Regions from separate parts of the Homo sapiens genome. Here region 1 is linked to region 2. A link is an interaction called in ENCODE POLR2A ChIA-PET data of the cell type or tissue named here. Cell type or tissue: IMR-90. All regions are shown on one strand.

Evidence for each region. Peaks named below come from ENCODE experiments on the same cell type or tissue, not always from the same donor. Only the 100,000 strongest peaks of a DNase experiment are listed, where the experiment ranks them.
Region 1: POLR2A ChIA-PET joins it to region 2 with 14 read pairs; 2 of 35 experiments call an interaction of 5 or more read pairs at or near these places.

The regions. Positions count from the first base shown.
Region 1 is chr10:69,347,115-69,352,114 of GRCh38, forward strand. All of the region lies in intron 2 of HK1 (hexokinase 1), which reads left to right. Among named protein-coding and RNA genes, the nearest start is that of HK1, 31 kb to the left of the region's middle. In IMR-90, no CTCF peak of the experiment used is centred here; a DNase peak (open chromatin) is centred at 2,327; H3K27ac peaks cover 190 bases.
Region 2 is chr10:69,426,263-69,431,262 of GRCh38, forward strand. No RefSeq gene overlaps it. Among named protein-coding and RNA genes, the nearest start is that of TACR2, 12 kb to the left of the region's middle. In IMR-90, a CTCF peak has its summit at 1,044 (motif pointing right); no DNase peak of the experiment used is centred here; H3K27me3 peaks cover 949 bases.

The sequences.
Region 1 (5,000 bases), 79 kb before region 2:
CCTCCTGCCTTAGCACCCCCTACGTAGCTGGGATTATAGGCACCTGCCACCATGCCCAGCTAATTTTTGTATTTTTAGTAGAGACGGGGTTTTGCCATGTTGGCCAAGCTGGTCTCGAACTCCTGACCTCAGGTGATCCACCCGCCTCGGCCTCCCAAAGTGCTGGGATTACAAGTGTGAGCTACTGCGCCCGGCCACACATTTCCTCTTTTCAGAGGGGAGGCAGGAGACAGGGAACAGTAAATGATTACTAGGGAGAATGAAGATATCAGGGAACAGAGATTAACCAGTACCGGTTCTCTTTGGAAATTGAATAGGAGACAGATTTTTTTTTTTTTTTTAAGACAGTCTCGCTCTGTCGCCCAGGTTGCAGTGCAGTGGCATGATCTCGGCTCACTGCAACCTCCGCCTCCCGGGTTCAAGCAATTCTCCGGCTTCAACTTCCTGAGTAGCTGGGATTACAAGTGCGCACCACCACGCTGGGCTAATTTTTGTATTTTTAGTAGAGACGAGGTTTCACCATGTTGGCCAGACTGGTCTCGAACTCCTGACCTTGTGATCTGCCCGCCTTGGCCCCTCAAAGTGCTGGGATTACAGGTGTGAGCCACCACGCCCGGTTTAGGAACAGACATCTTTAAAAAGGTCCATTCAGGTGTGGTCAGATTCTTCAGTCTTCTTTTCTGCAATAGATAATGAGATAACAGGGAGGGTAAGGATAAAGTTCTCCTTGGAGGGTCTGCGTGGTCTTTATGCAGATAGGAGAAAAGCATTTTCCAGCATCTGTTGATCTTTAAGGGCCTTTAGTTCAAAATACTCATTATACCAGGGAGCCATATTTTGGGGTGAAGTATTTTGGGTTTCCCTCACTACCCAGTCTCTTGGGAATTGCTGTCCCTCTGTGCCCAGCCTCCCCCATTCGCGAAGTGTCCCTTTTTTCTCCTTTTCTCATTTATCCCTAAGGATATTGTAAGCACTAATTAGAGTGTAAGCTTTTGGAGGCTAAATAGGAATCGATACTTCTTGGTTTCGGCTTCATTGTTCCTACACAGCCTTTACCCAAAAGAGAAGTTTTTACCCAAAGGAGAAGTAAAAAAAAAAATTTTCTAGAAGCTTGGATGTGCCATTATCTTTTTTCATGCAAAGCAGAGCCATTTACAGTGTAGTCACGGTTGTTTTGGGGCCCTAAATATTCATACTACTGTTTTCCAGTCAACGGAAGGAAAATATTTACCTTCTCTTCTTGCAGCATTTGGGTGGTCTCAGTTTTCTTATATGGAAGGATAGTTGGGTTATCTCAAGTATTCTCTCTATCTGTGAAACCTCCTGAGTTGAAGGCGTGGAGTTCCCATCATGCAGCTGGATTGTAGATGGGCAGGAATGCCTGTGTATCTCATGTACAGAATTAATTCATTGAGGCTGGGCACGGTGGCTCATGCCTGTAATCCCAGCACTTTGGGAGGCCGAGGCAGGCGGATCACCTGAGGTCAGGAGTTGGAGACCGGCCTAGCCAATATGGCGAAACCCCGTCTCTACTAAAAATACAAAAATTAGCTGGGCATGGTGGCCGGTGCCTGTAATCCCAGCTACCTGGGAGGCTGAGGCACGAGAATCACTTGAACCTGGGAGGCAGAGTTGCAGTGAGCTGAGATCACGCCACTGCACTCCAGCCTGGGCAACAGAAACTCTGTCTCAAAAAAAAAAAAAAGAAGAATCAATTCATTGAGCTGGACTCAGGCAGGCATTTCCCGCAGGCAGAGTTTTTGCTTGCCCTGTATTCCAGCACAGGCTGGTACTCGAGACACATCTGTCCTGTGTTTGTTTTCCATTATTTGCTGGTAATAATGGCTGTCATTAGAAAGTGGAGAATTGCCAGTAGCCCTTCGGATGTGTTGTTTAATGAGCTTTCTCTTGAGCGGTTCTCCCAGCTTCAGTGGAAATGAGAAATGTGAGGAAAGGTCACAGGCAGGAGGCCCCAGTAGCAGGAAGCAAGGTTTGAGACCAAAGATTGAAAGAGGAAGTTGGGAGGAAACCTATTACTGCAGAAAGAGGCTGAGCTTGTAGCCAAAGAGAAAAGGAAATAAAAATCTAGAACACTGAATCGGTCTCTGGGTTTGCCACTCCCAACCTGTGTGACCTTGGAGAAGCCACTTAACTTCTGAGCCTCCATTTCCTCATGGGTAAAATGGCCATGGTAATCCCTGCCCCACCTGCCTCACCAGGCTATCATCAGGATCAAATGAGAGTCTTTGGAAACTGCAAACCACCGTGAGTTATGGTGCGTCATCGTCATCCTCATCAGTCTTATGATATAATAACTGGCTTTGGAAGAATTCCTTGGGAAAGTCTTTCCTAACCAATGGAGCCAGTCCAAGGACCGCACCCAGCAGGCCTGAATGTGTAAGCCGAGCCCCTGCAGGAAGGATGCAGAGTTTTTCAGGATTCGCTGGCATCTCTGTGATGTTACAGGGGAAGGAGGCAGAGAAAAGGGGCAAGCCAAGGCAGGCTGTCTCACCCCCAACCCCTGAGCTAGCCACATAAAATGTGGGTGAGACCACAGGCTACAGCTCCAGTACCTCTGCAAGGGGGTGACTGGACACGACAGCTCTGAATCAGGGAGCCAACCCGAGGTAAAAGGGACTGATAGGTCCCTTTTGTTATGGAGGGCAAGTGGGTATTTGGGGGATTCATTTCCTGACAAAGAATATTGAACTAACCTGGAAACCTTCTGGTTGTAGCTGAAGGAAATCTGACTCAAATTTGTTTAAGAAAAAAAGAGAATTCTAGTTTCCTATAACTGGGAAGTCTCGCTGTGAGTTGACTTCTGTATCTAGGGATTCATCTGTCTCTTACTAGTTCAGTCAGCTCCTTTCCTGTGTGTTGGCTTCATTCATAGGCCATCTCTCCTCTTACAGTGGCAGGGACGGCCCCTGCAGCCCTAGGCTGACCCCTCCCCTTATAGCCAGCGATCTCTGTGCAAAGAGCAGGCCTTGCTCCCCATGGACCTGTGATGGTCTTGGAGAGGGCTGTGATTGGCTTACTTGGGTTATGTGCCCATCCTGAACCAATCACGATGGACAAGATGGGTGACTTGGGATGCCCCTGGATCCCATGCCTGGATTACGCATTGGTACCCCTGGAGCTGGAGTGGGGATTCAGCCCCACTTCCAACCTCATAGGTGAAAAATGGGAGGGTAGTTATCTAAAGAGATGCTGGACATCCAGGAAAGTTTATCAGTTATCTTGTTGTCCTTAACAGACATCATTCCTCAGTGTCTTTTGCCCGGCAGCGTATAGGACCAGCACTTTGGGAGGCCGAGGTGGGCGGATCACAAGGTCAAGAGATCGAGACCATCCTGGCCAAAATGGTGAAACTCCGTCTCTACTAAAAAATACAAAAATTAGTTGGGCGTGGTGGTGCATGCCTGTAGACCCAGCTACTCGGGAGGCTGAGGCAGGAGAATTGCTTGAACCCGGGAGTTGGAGGTTGCAGTGAACCAAGATTGCGCCATTGCACTCCAGCCCGGGCAACAGTGTGAGACTCCATCTCAAAAAAACAAACAAACAAAAACATGAAATAAATAAATGTTTAGGTGAACATTAAAACAGCAAATTAATTAAGTAAAATATTAAAATAAAAAGTACCGATCATTTCATCTCAGTGTAGTATTTGCTTTTGTGCCCCTTTTCCCCCTATGCACAAGTGGTTTATAGTTGTTTATCAGACTGAGCTTTCACTGTCTTCATTAGAGAATGAAGCAAAATAAAACCAAAGCTGGCCGGGCGCCGTGGCTCACGCCTGTAATCCCAGCACTTTGGGAGGCCAAGGCAGGCGGATCACGAGGTCAGGAGATCGAGACCATCCTGGCTAACACAGTGAAACCCCGTCTCTACTAAAAAAAAAAAAAAAAAAATTAGCTGGGCGTGGTGGCGGGCTCCTGTAGTCCCAGCTACTTGGGAGGCTGAGGCAGGAGAATGATGTGAACCTGGGAGGTGGAGCTTGCAGTGAGCCAAGATCACGCCACTGCACTCCAGCCTGGGCGACAGAGCGAGACTCCGTCTCAAAATTAAATAAATAAATAAATAAATAAATAAATAAATAAAACCAAAGCTAGGCCAGGCACGGTGGCTCACGCCTATAATCCCAGCACTTTGGGAGGCCAGGGCAGTCGGATCATCTGAGGTCAGGAGTTTGAGACCAACCTGGCCAAGGTGGTGAAACCTCGTCTCTACTAAAAATACAAAAAATGAGCTGGGCGTGGTGGTGGGTGGCTGTAATCCCAGCTACTGGGGAGGCTGAGGCAAGAGAATCGCTTGAACCCCGGAGGCGGAGGTTGCAGTGAGCCGAGATCGCGCCATTGCCGTCCAGCCTGGGCAACAAGAGTGAGACTCCGTCTCAAAAACAAAAACAAAAACAAAAAAAACAAAACAAAAAAACCCAAAGCTATAAGGAATCATGGAAGTTGAAGAGCCCCAGAAAAGAAGTGTAGCCATTCCTGATGTGCTGAAGTCTCTCTCTGGCCCCCACTTTCCTTGGGGATCCTTGTCCCTGAGTTCTGTCCAGGAGGCAGTTTTCATGGTTATACATTATGGCTTCGGATTCAAATGCTGACTCTGCCACTTACTGGTTGTGCGTTTGGGCAAGTTATCTAACCCCTCTTTACCTTTACTTGCTCATCTGTAGAATGGGCATCCTGACAGTACTGACTTCATAGGGTTGTGAAGATTGAAAATAAAAGGATACGTATAAGCACTTAGTGATTGGTACAGAAAGACTCAGTGAATGTTAGCTGATGGATGGTCAAATAAAATGTTTCTGATATTCTAGTGACTCACCTGCGAGGAGCTACTTCATACTGAATTCAATTTTTTCAGTTATTTCAATTTTTTTTTTTTTTTGAGACAGAGTCTTGCTCTGTTGCCCAGGCTGGAGTGCAGTGGCATGATCTCGGCTCACTACAACCTCCGCCTCCTGGGTTCAAGCGATTCTCCTGCCTCAGCCT
Region 2 (5,000 bases):
AGTCGGGGGAACCAACAGTGAAAGCCTGGTTTCTCTGACTCTAGAGCCCACAGCCTTTCTTCTCTTGCTGCCAGGCCTTGCTGTGTCTGCAAGTTTCTCCTCAGTGTCTCAAAGGTGGGATGTCTTGCCACAGACACTATTTACTAATTCATTAATCCACCTCCTCCTGGAAGCCTTCCAGGGCACTTGCTCTCTGCCCCTTGCTGGCTCTGGGAAGGCCCTTCTGGAGAACATGAGAAGCTTCCTCTTGTCTCTTCTGGAGGGCTGGGAAATGTAGGTCCTGCCCGCTATTGTGGTCAGCTGCAAAGACACAACGTCATCCTCCAGAGATGCCCAGCCCTGATGAGGACACTGAAGTCCAGGAAAGGCACTCCCTCCAGGTCAGACAGCCAAGTACTAGGGGAGCCGCAACTGGATCTTAGGCCTCCAGGATGACTGCCCAGCACCCATTCCCTGCTCCGGGCTTCCTCCGTGTGAGCATTTTGCAGAGACAGCGACTCATCCAAAGGAGACCCTTACTCACAGTAGGGCCAAGAATGGGGCTTGCCTGGGAGATCCTGGCCTGAGCATTACAGGGGAGACCATGCCTTACTCATCCCTGACCCTCCACTCCCACTCTGGCTCCTACGTGGGCCCAGCCTCATCCCCTGCAGAGATATGCAGACTGTAGCCTAAGTGCAGGAGTGCCTGTAATACACAGATTATGACACTAGAGGCCAGGCGCGGTGGCTCAGGCCTGTAATCCCAGCACTTTGGGAGGCTGAGACGGGCGGATCACAAGGTCAGGAGATCAAGACCATCCTGGCTAACACGGTGAAACCCTGTCTCTACTAAAAATACAAAAAATTAGCCGGGCGTGGTGGCGGGCGCCTGTAGTCCCAGCTACCTGGGAGGCTGAGACAGGAGAATGGCGTGAACCTGGGAGGCAGAGCTTGCAGTGAGCCGAGATCGTGCCACTACACTCCAGCCTGGGCCACGGGGTGAAACTCTGTCTCAAAAAAAAAAAAAAAAAAGAAAGAAAAACAAACGACACTAGAGGGCAGCCTCACTGCTTTAATCCTGGTGACCACAAAGGCTTTTAAGAAGCCTCCACCAGATTGATGATGATGATGATGATGATGATGATGATAATGATCGTGGTGGTGGTGGTGGCGGCGGTGGCGGTTGAGGCTACTATGTATTGAGCCAAGATGATATATCATCTCTAACCAGCAGGTCTTCTGTGCATACCATGTTCTGCTGTGTTCTGAATTGCAGAAAATGTACCACCTCCATCCAGTTACCCAAGCCTGAAACCTGGGCATCACCATCAGCTTCTTCCTCCTTCCCTCTCTCCACTCTACCACCTACTCCCATCCATTCTATATCCTAAATCTTGTCGCATCCCCATCTCTCCAGGCCCACAGTTTGTCCTTCTCCTCCAACTTTCCATTCGATTTACAGAAAGCCCCAGTCTCCTGCCTCAGGCCCTCATGCAGGCCAGCGGCTCCTGAACTTTGCTGCACATTGGAATTTCCTAGAGCTTCCAAAACTCCAGCTGCCCACGCCACACATCAGACCAATTAAGTCAGGATGTCTGGGGGTGGGAACCAGGTATCGGTACTTTTTTTTTTTTTTTTTTTTTGAGTCAGAGTTTTGCTCTTGTTGCCCAGGCTGGAGTGCAATGGTGTGATCTCGGCTCACTGCAACCTCTGCCTCCCGGGTTCAAGTGATTCTCCTGCCTCAGCCTCCCGAGTAGCTGGGATTCCAGGTGCACACCACCACCCCGGCTAATTTTGTATTTTTAGTAGAGATGGGGTTTCTCCATGTTGGTCAGGGGGATCTCGAACTCCTGACCTTAGGTGATCCGCCTGCCTTGGCCTCTCAAAGTGCTGGGATTACAGGCATGAGCCACCATGCCCGGCCATGCATCAGTACTTTTTAAAGCTCCCCAGGTTGTTCCAGTTTGCAGCCATGTTTAGGCATCACTGTGCTCTCTCTCTGAGACCCTCTTCCACGTCCTTTTAGCTGGGCAACTCGATAATCAGGCGGGTCTCTAACATTGCTGCCGAGCCTGAACAGCACAGAGCCATCGACTGCTCCTCCCCACAGCCACACTTAGTACGCTGCATTGTGACTGCTTCTTCAAACACCTGCCTCCCTACCCGTCACCACCAACTGCCCTCCCTCCACTGAGAGAAAGGATTGGGCTCCCTGATGCATGTGTGTGCAAACACGGGAATGGAACAAATCTTTATAAGAACACAAGAAGTGAGTTTTATTATTCTTAGCAATTTTGAATTTTGCCCCAGGTTTTTGTTTTTGCAGTGATCTGTTTACAGTGTTTAAAGCATAAAGAGATACATTTTCTTTTCAAATACAGATGTAGATATAAAAACACCTGTACTTAATACTCTCAAAGCCATTTTGTTCTATTTTCTACTTGAAATTTCCAAGCTGTGGCTAATCCTTACCCACGGACCTTGACACTGTGGAAAATACCCCCCAATGCTTATGATGTACGGAAAACCAAAACCAAAACAACAATTTTAACCAGGAGGTGAAAGCAGGGGCAGATGGGCTGAGTTAACCCACAAGTGTCTGTGGCTGGGGGGTCCTGCCTGTGCTGGGGTAGGGGTGGGCAGTGGATACAGGGTTTATCTCAAGGGGCTGGAGCCCAGTATTGTCTCTCCTATAGGGGCTGTACAGGTCAGTGTCCCATTTTACAAAGGAAGAAACCCAGACAAAAGGCTAAATGAATTGTCCAAGATCCTATTACTAATAAGTAAGACAGGGAAAATTCAAACTTGGCTTTAACTGACTATCCATATTCTTTCTACTATATCAGGATGGATCAAAGTTCCAGAGCTGGCTGGGTGCGGTGGCTCACGCCTGTAATCCTAGCACTTTGGGAGGCCGAGGTGCCTGGATCACTTGAGGTCAGGAGTTCAAGACAAGCCTGGCCAACCTGGTGAAACCCTGACTGTGCTAAAAATACAAATATTAGACAGACATGGTGGTGTGCACCTGTAGTCCCAGCTACACGAGAGGCTGAGGCAGGAGAATCCCTTGAACCTGGGAGGTGGAGGGTGCAGTGAGCCGAGATGGTGCCACTGTACTCCACCCTGGGTGGCAGAGCAAAACCCTGTCTTCAAAGAAAAAAGAAAGAAAAGGCTGGGTGCAGTGGCTCATGTCTGTAATCCCAGCACTTTGGGAGGCTGAGACAGGTGGATCACTTGAGGTCAGGAGTTTGAGACCAGCCTGACCAACATGGTGAAACCCCCTCTCTACTAAAAATACAAAATTAGCTGGGCGTGGTAGCAGGTGCTTGTAATCCCAGCTACTTGGGAGGCTGAGGCAGGAGAATTGCTTGAACCTGGGAGGCAGAGGTTGTGGTAAGCCGAGATGGCGCCACTGCACTCCAGCGTGGGCAACAGGAGCAAAACTGTCTCAAAAAAAAAAAAAAAAAAAAAAAAAGTAAAAAGTTCCAGAGCTGCTTTCACTTCACTCTTTAATTTTGCTTAATTTAATCTTTATCAAATTGATATATTTATATAGTTTAAGAAGTCAAATAATACCATAAGACTAATAGCAATAGAAAGTTTTCTCCTCTAATACTTCCCTAATCTTGATTCCTGTCCCCAGAGGCAATTGATTTCAATTCTTTTAGTCATTTTTTCTGGAATTTATATCTATATGTCTTAACATAATAACATGATTATTTAATTTTTCTTTAATAGTTAAAAATGTTTTTTTTTTTAAACAGAGTCTCCCTCTGTCACCCAGGCTGGAATGCAGTGACGCGATTGTAGCTCACTGCGGCCTTGAACTCCTAGGCTCAAGCAATTCCTCTGCCTCAGCCACCTGAGTACCTGAGACTACAGGCATCTGCCACTGCACCCAGCTAATTTTTTTTTCTTTTTCTTTTTTTTTTTTTTTTTTTGAGACGGAGTGTCGCTCTGTCCTCCAGGGTGGAGTGCAGTGGCGCGATCTTAGCTTACTTCAAGCTCCGTCTCCCGGGTTCACGCCATTCTCCTGCCTCAGCCTCCCTAGTAGCTGGGACTACAGGCACCCGCCACCACGCCCGGCTATTTTTTTTTTGTATTTTTAGTAGAGACGAGGTTTCACCGTGTTAGCCAGAATGGTCTCGATCTCCTGACCTCGTGATCCACTCGTCTCGGCCTCCCAAAGTGCTAGGATTACAGGCGTGAGCCACCGCACCCGGTCATTTTAAAAAATGTTTCAAAGAGATGAGGTCTCAGTATGTTGCCCAGGCTGGTCTCGAACTTGTGGGCTCAAGTGATCCTCCCACCTCAGCCCCCTAAAGTGCTGGGATTATAGGTGACGCCACCATGCCTGGCCTTACTTTTTTCTAGTTTTAATGGCTTTGATCAGCACATCCTTCATTTGAAGTCTCTACTTTTCAGAATTTATTAAAATTTCCACAAGTACATGACTACTTTTGGTAAACTTTCCATGGGCATATGAAAAGGATATATATTTTGTATTCGTGGCGTTAAAAATTATTATTATTATTATTATTTTAATGAGATGGAGTCTCGCTCTGTTGCTGAGGCTGGAGTGTGGTGGTTCGTTCTCAGCTCACTGCAACCTCCACCTCCCAGGTTCAAGTGATTCTCCTGCCTCAGCCTCTTGAATAGCGTGGGCTACAGGCATGCACCCTCATGCCTGGCTAATTTTTGTATTTTTTTAGTAGAGACGGGGTTTCACCATGTTGTCCAGGCTGATCTTGAACTCCTGACCTCTCAAACTCCTGACCTCGAGCCATCCGCTCACCTTGGCCTCCCAAAGTGCTGGGATTACGGGTGTGAGCCACTGCACCCGGCCAAAAATTCTAAATGTACCTATTAAACTGAGTTTATTGATTTTATTGCTCAATCCTCTATACATGATTATTGTTTGCTTACTTGATATATCAAGTTTTGAACATGTATATTAAAATGTCCAACTATATTGCTTTATTAATTTTGTCTGCATTTCTAGGAATGTTTACCTTATAT